2 separate regions of the Homo sapiens genome follow, and region 1 is linked to region 2. The links are chromatin contacts, found by Hi-C or POLR2A ChIA-PET in ENCODE. All regions are on one chromosome and are shown on one strand. The core of a region is the stretch at or near the end of the contact, and the rest is flanking DNA. Distances in the headings are between cores, read along the strand shown. Region 1 holds the start of HPCAL4 (hippocalcin like 4). Region 2 overlaps NT5C1A (5'-nucleotidase, cytosolic IA).

The links. Hi-C counts contacts between places; a loop is a spot of excess contacts on that map. ChIA-PET counts read pairs that join two places held with the same protein, here RNA polymerase II (POLR2A). Pooled maps may share reads with other maps.
Region 1: a pooled map shows a loop between it and region 2 (2.7-fold over the local background). The contact joins the promoter of HPCAL4 here to the enhancer-like site in region 2. A Hi-C loop is called at or near these places in 6 of 168 maps with a recorded cell type or tissue (A673, Calu3, HepG2 and 3 more), 3 of 37 single-sample maps with no recorded cell type and 15 of 50 pooled maps. POLR2A ChIA-PET finds 5 or more read pairs at or near these places in 14 of 52 experiments (CD4-positive, alpha-beta T cell, CD4-positive, alpha-beta memory T cell, H1 and 10 more).

What each region holds. Positions count from the first base shown.
Region 1 is chr1:39,690,052-39,692,751 of GRCh38, reverse strand. It overlaps HPCAL4 (hippocalcin like 4), which reads left to right and starts at 1,319. Exons shown (of 4, transcript NM_016257.4): 1 at 1,319-1,446. RefSeq lists an enhancer at 350-940 and silencers at 1,013-1,242, 1,463-1,542.
Region 2 is chr1:39,650,941-39,653,640 of GRCh38, reverse strand. NT5C1A (5'-nucleotidase, cytosolic IA) reads left to right here. Exons shown (of 6, transcript NM_032526.3): 6 at 1-2,412. Among named protein-coding and RNA genes, the nearest start is that of HEYL, 13 kb to the right of the region's middle. Within about 2 kb of position 1,432, at least 8 of the 41 ENCODE cell types and tissues checked have a DNase peak (open chromatin) inside an H3K27ac peak, as active enhancers do; they include gastrocnemius medialis, where a contact is called at or near this core.

The DNA of each region.
Region 1 (2,700 bases), core at 70-2,569, 39 kb before region 2:
AAGGGACGTCCACGGGTTCCTCCCCCAGCGAGCCTGGCCCAGGCATTTCTGGGACCAGCTCCAGAAGCCTCGCCCCCACTCGCGGCAGGTCTGACCCCATCCTCCATCGCCCCGCCCAGCCCACCTCTACCTTCGCCGCGCGGACAGAAGCCCCGCCTCTCACCGCTGCTCTTCAGCGTCCGCGCTCCGATTAGGCCAATCCCCAGCCGTCCGCCCCGACTTTCGACAGATCCTTAGAAGTCCCTGCCCCGCACGTGGCCCAGCCCGGGGATGTCTGGCTCCCCTTTTGCCCCCAGTTTGGCTTAAAAGGGTTCCTTCCCACAGCCTTGTGTCAGGAGCTCTCAGACGCCAGTGCAGCCCAGGCGGCCGGCCCGGGCTGTGGGGAGACCCCCAAGTGCGGGGAGGAGGTGTTGCCGGGGCCCTGAAAGCTTCCAGACCCGCTCAGTGTAAACCGCCTCGGGTTTGTGTCAACATCCGAGGCCGGAGACTGGCGGCGGCTGGGGACCGGCTCCGTCTGCGGGACGGGAAAACGGGAGGGTGGGGAATGGAGGATCCATGGCTAGGCATAGGGGTCCTTCGGGGGAGAACGCGAGAGGCCTCTTGGGGGTCCATGAGAAAGGAGGAGGGCCCGTCTGGGGAGGGACCGGAATGAAGGGCCAGAGGGGTGGCTGGAGGGAACCCACGACTAGCGCGGGGCTAGGTAGAGGCTGGGACTTCGCCACCCATACCGCGCTCTCCGCGCGCAACCAGCACCCTCCTCTCTGCCCCACGGCGTGAGGGGAGTGGATGCGTGGGGAGGGGGGACGCAGAGATGTGGACTGCTGACCAGCCACCTCCTCCCTCTCCCACCCAGCTCCTCCCCAGCTCCTCTTTGGCCCCTCCCAATTTCGGGTGGGATATGGGTGTGGGGGGGGGTCTCATCTTGTGACTCATCCCCTCTTCCGCCCCCACCCATGCTGGGGCCCAGGAAAGGAAGCTTAGAGATTCGGCTGTGGTTCTCCCGTTTCCATAGCAACGGTGAGGTTGTTTTTGAGAATCCACTTTCATCGTCGACCCTTTCCACCCCAGACTTGTAAGCCGGGGGCTGAGCCTCAGGGCAGGGGTGCAGATGGGGGTGCAGCCCTCCCGCTTCCCGGCGACTCCGGGAAGGTCAGCGCGGGCAGGCGGGGCGCGCTCCTGCGGCCGGGCCTCGCCGGCCACCCGGTCCCCACCTGAAACCCCGCCTGCCACTCCGCTCCAGAGGAGCCAATAGCCGTGCAACCTGCCCGGGATGGGGCGGGGCTTATGCAAATAGTGTCGCCTTCGGGAGGCACATAGTGATACAAGAGCTGGAAGGCGGCTCCGGCGCAGACCTTGGAGAGCACAGCTGCCGGCCCGCGAGCCAGCCTCGGTTCCCGCGGCCCGCCGAGGCTCGGAGCCATCCAGCGACCCGGCGACCGGCCTCAGGTAATGCGAGTGGGACCGGGTCCTCAAGGCAACAAACCCACCGGGCGGAGGCCCTGGCCCCCTCCCCCTCCACTCTCCCTTCCCATCCTCATGTCCTGCCCTGATTCACCTCCCTGACCCGTGGTTCCGCCTTAGGCGGCAGCAACTGAAGAGCCCACCCCTGGGCAGGAGACCCCCCACCTCAGTCCAGGCCCATGGGTGCAGAGAAGGAGGCAGAGCCGCCTACTTATCCCCAGCTCAGGTGAGAACAACCATTGCTATGGCCCCCAACATACACGCGCGCAAACACACATACACACACAGATGCACACACACACATCTGGGGGTGTGGTGGCGCTGGTGCTAGCTGGAGGCGCTGGTCACCCTCCCTCCTGTTTGGATATGGGTTGTCTGCCCAGCACCATGGCAAACTCCCACCTCCACGGATAGCCCCTAGCCACTTCTCATCAGGGAGCCCCTGCCCCCAAAGACAGCCTCCCCCTCCACAGAGCGCTCCCTCCTTGTTGTCCCCAGACACTGTCCCCACATCCCACCCCTCAAGCTGACAGAGCCCACAGCATACCTGAGGGGGGGACAATCCCCCTTCCCCAGTTTTTCTCCTCACAGTCTCGACAGCCCTCCCCAGTGGCCCCCAGTGCTAGGCAGAGGCCCCATATTTGGCATCTCTCATCCTGGCGGGAGGATGAACCAAAGACACCACCCCCAGCAGACCACCCATACCGTCAGTCCAGTTGCTGCCAAGGCCCCAACCTCCATACCTCCTCCCTCCCCCCTCACAGCCAGGCACCAAATCCTCTCATTCTGCCTGTCAAATGTCTTTCTAATTTGTATGACTATTTGCTCCCTCTCTCCCACCTTCCTGCTGCTCCGTGGGGACCTTGCCAAGGTGCCATGTGGGCTGTATTGCTCTTGGCCCTAAAGTGAACTATACCTGGAGGGCAGATGAGCTGGGTTCAAATCTTGTACAGCCAAAGTTTGACTTTGGCCAAGTCACTCCCCTCTCTGATCCTTCATGAAAATGGGGAGAGGTATAACAGAGAGGGTAGACTGGGTGAGATGAACTTGAACAGCCTTCTGGCACTGAGACACTCTGGTTCTATGGCTGATTATGGAAAAACAGGATCCTGAACCAAGAGGACATTAAAGAGAGGAGACCTGAGGGGGGCGGGGTTGGTTTAGAACTCACTGAAGACACATTCCTTCTTAACCAGCCTAGGTACAGGCTACCTCCTCCCACACATTCTCCAGGCCCCT
Region 2 (2,700 bases), core at 183-2,682:
TCCCACTGACTTAGTGCTGCGCTGGACTCTCCCCACGGTTAGCTCTAGCCAGCCAAAAAGGACTTCAGGTGCTCTGGAAATGTTTGCTAAATATGCCCGAGTGACGAGCCGATTGCTCTTGCCGGCAATTACTGTGATTGTGTGTATGGATGCACACATATTAAGTTTGTGCAACAGGATAAAAATCGTACACGTACGTGTATTTATGTGGGTGTGTGTAATGGGCCAGATATCTCAGCCAATGACTCTGTGTGTGTGTGTGTACTCACTATGTGTACAGATGGTTATCTCTGTTAACTGAGTGTCCTGGGACCCACATACTGATGGCCAGCCCTAGGATAGTTGTACCCATTTCCATCATAACATGGGCATTTGCGTATGTGCAGCTTGGGGGCCACCGAGACCAGCCCCCAACCTCTGGCCAAGAAAGTCTTGGCTCCTAACCCTCTGCCTCCTACCCCTACTCCTGAGCCTTGGGAAGGAAGTGGTAGAATCTGTGTAAGGGCAATCCTTTTGACTATACCTGCCTCATCATCTCCATTTGTTTCTTCCCTCCCCCTAACAGTGCCAAGGCCAACGTGTCCAGTTGGGCAGATTGTGCACTGCAAAAATCTAGAGGGCGCCATTGGTATTGTGACATGGGTAGTACCTATTAGACACCTGCACAACCTGCCAACTGTATACAGATGCCCTGGTCATCTCATGGCCATGGCTACGAAAGTTGCCTTCCCTCCCCACTACCAGCCCTGCCCAACCTAGGCAAAGATTCCTGCCTCTGCTTGAGTGTTCTAATGTGGCCCAGAAGTGACTTACCATTGACCTTAATTGGGAAGTATCTCCCTGATGGGCCATCCCCTAGAGGCCTTTGGAATTCCATTTATAAAAGTGAAATGTGGCTGGGAACTTTTCAGTTACTCATCTTTGCAAAGTGAAAGCCTCTGTAAGGCAAACCAAAGCTGTGAAGACTGGGGTCACTGACTCCCACACTCCTGGCCTGTGGGTGAATATATGCCTTCATGGCCATCTGCCACGGAATTAGGGTAAAGGCCTCAAGGCTAGTCTTGTAGCTAACTGCCACCAAGAAGCCACCAAGAAAATCACTGAGGTCACCCTAGACTGGATGCCTGGGCCAGGGTCACAAACCCCAATGCCTACAGGGGCGAGGCAGGAAACATAAATGAGTGGAGAGGATTAAGCCAGTTCTTCACTGAGAATGGAGAACACTGTGGTCTGCCATGGTTGCTGCCACATGGGAATGTGGCCTGAGGTTGCCGGATAGTCCGCCCCATTTTTGAAGAGAAGCTGGGAATCTGGACTTTTAAATGTTGGCAACTATTTTGAATTTAGAAAACACCATCTGGGCCAAATAAAACATATTCTGTAGGCGAGATCCGGCCCTTGAATCTCCAGTTTGCATCCGCTGGCCCAGGCCCAGAGACTTGGGTTTTTAAGACCCAAGTCACTGAGAGTCTGAGGATATTACACTCAGATTCTCAGTGATGGATATTTAAGAGACCTCAGAGATGACCTAGCTCAGCCTTTGTGTGTTCAAAACTGCGTATGTACAAACTTCTTTTTTTTTTTTTTTTTTTTTTTTTTTTTTTTTTTTTGAGACGGAGTCTTGCTCTGTCACTCAGGCTGGAGTGCAGTGGCACAATCTTGGCTCACTGCAACCTCCGCCTCCTGGGGTCAAGCAATTCTCCTGCCTCAGCTTCCTGAGTAGCTGGGATTACAGGTGCCCGCCACCATGCCCAGCTAATTTTTTGTATTTTTAGTAGAGATGGGGTTTCACCATATTGGCCAGGCTGGTCTCGAACTCCTGACCTCAGGTGATCCACCAGCCTCTGCCTCCCAAAGTGCTGGGATTACAGGCGTGAGCCACCACACTCGGCCTACGAACTTCTTTATTAATGTAATAGCGCACATATACTTAACTTCTGGTTTCTACTTAAGAGCATCTCAATAACCTCCGATATAGAATACGATGAAAAATGAAACCTGTGTGCATAATGTGCTTGTATCTACCTGTCAGAAGCCCTTTGCTTTGATAGCATTTGCTGCCTCAGTCTTCCTCATCACCCAACCTCTCTGGGTTGCTTGTTATGATAAACCTAAGTGCCTCCGTAAATGGTTAGAGCATGTGTTTCTTCGTCTTTGTGACTTCCCTTGTCTGGGAATAAGACTGCTTGTACTTCTCCCAGCTTTGCCCTCTTTGGCCTACTAGTAGCACACCCCATCGATCCAGACCTGTCTGGCTCTTTGTAACATTTACCTGGTCACATGATAAAGGGTGCTGAGTGCTTGCCAGTGTGGGTCCCTGTCACTTCTCATGCATGTCCTATACCTTAATTTTACCACATGTGCTTCTGCTTCTTAAAAGCCATTCAAATAAATGGAGAGGGTTTTAATTAACTTACGTTGTCTTGTTTTTTCCCCACAATTGTATTCACAAACTGGCATATGGCCCCTCATGAAATGCTAATGGTGACGTAGGTAATGAAGAGGCCTGGGACCCGATTCATCCACTAGTGCTGGGATCTTTCTGTAGAATCTGTCCCAGCACATGAAGACCACCCTGAGGGGAGATTCCGCAATGGACAGCAGCCTGAGAGCATCAGAAGGCAAGCTTCCCCCAACAGGGCTCCTCACATGGACTCGGTGTTCCCATCTGGAACTACCAAGGGTGGGGATGGAGAGGGA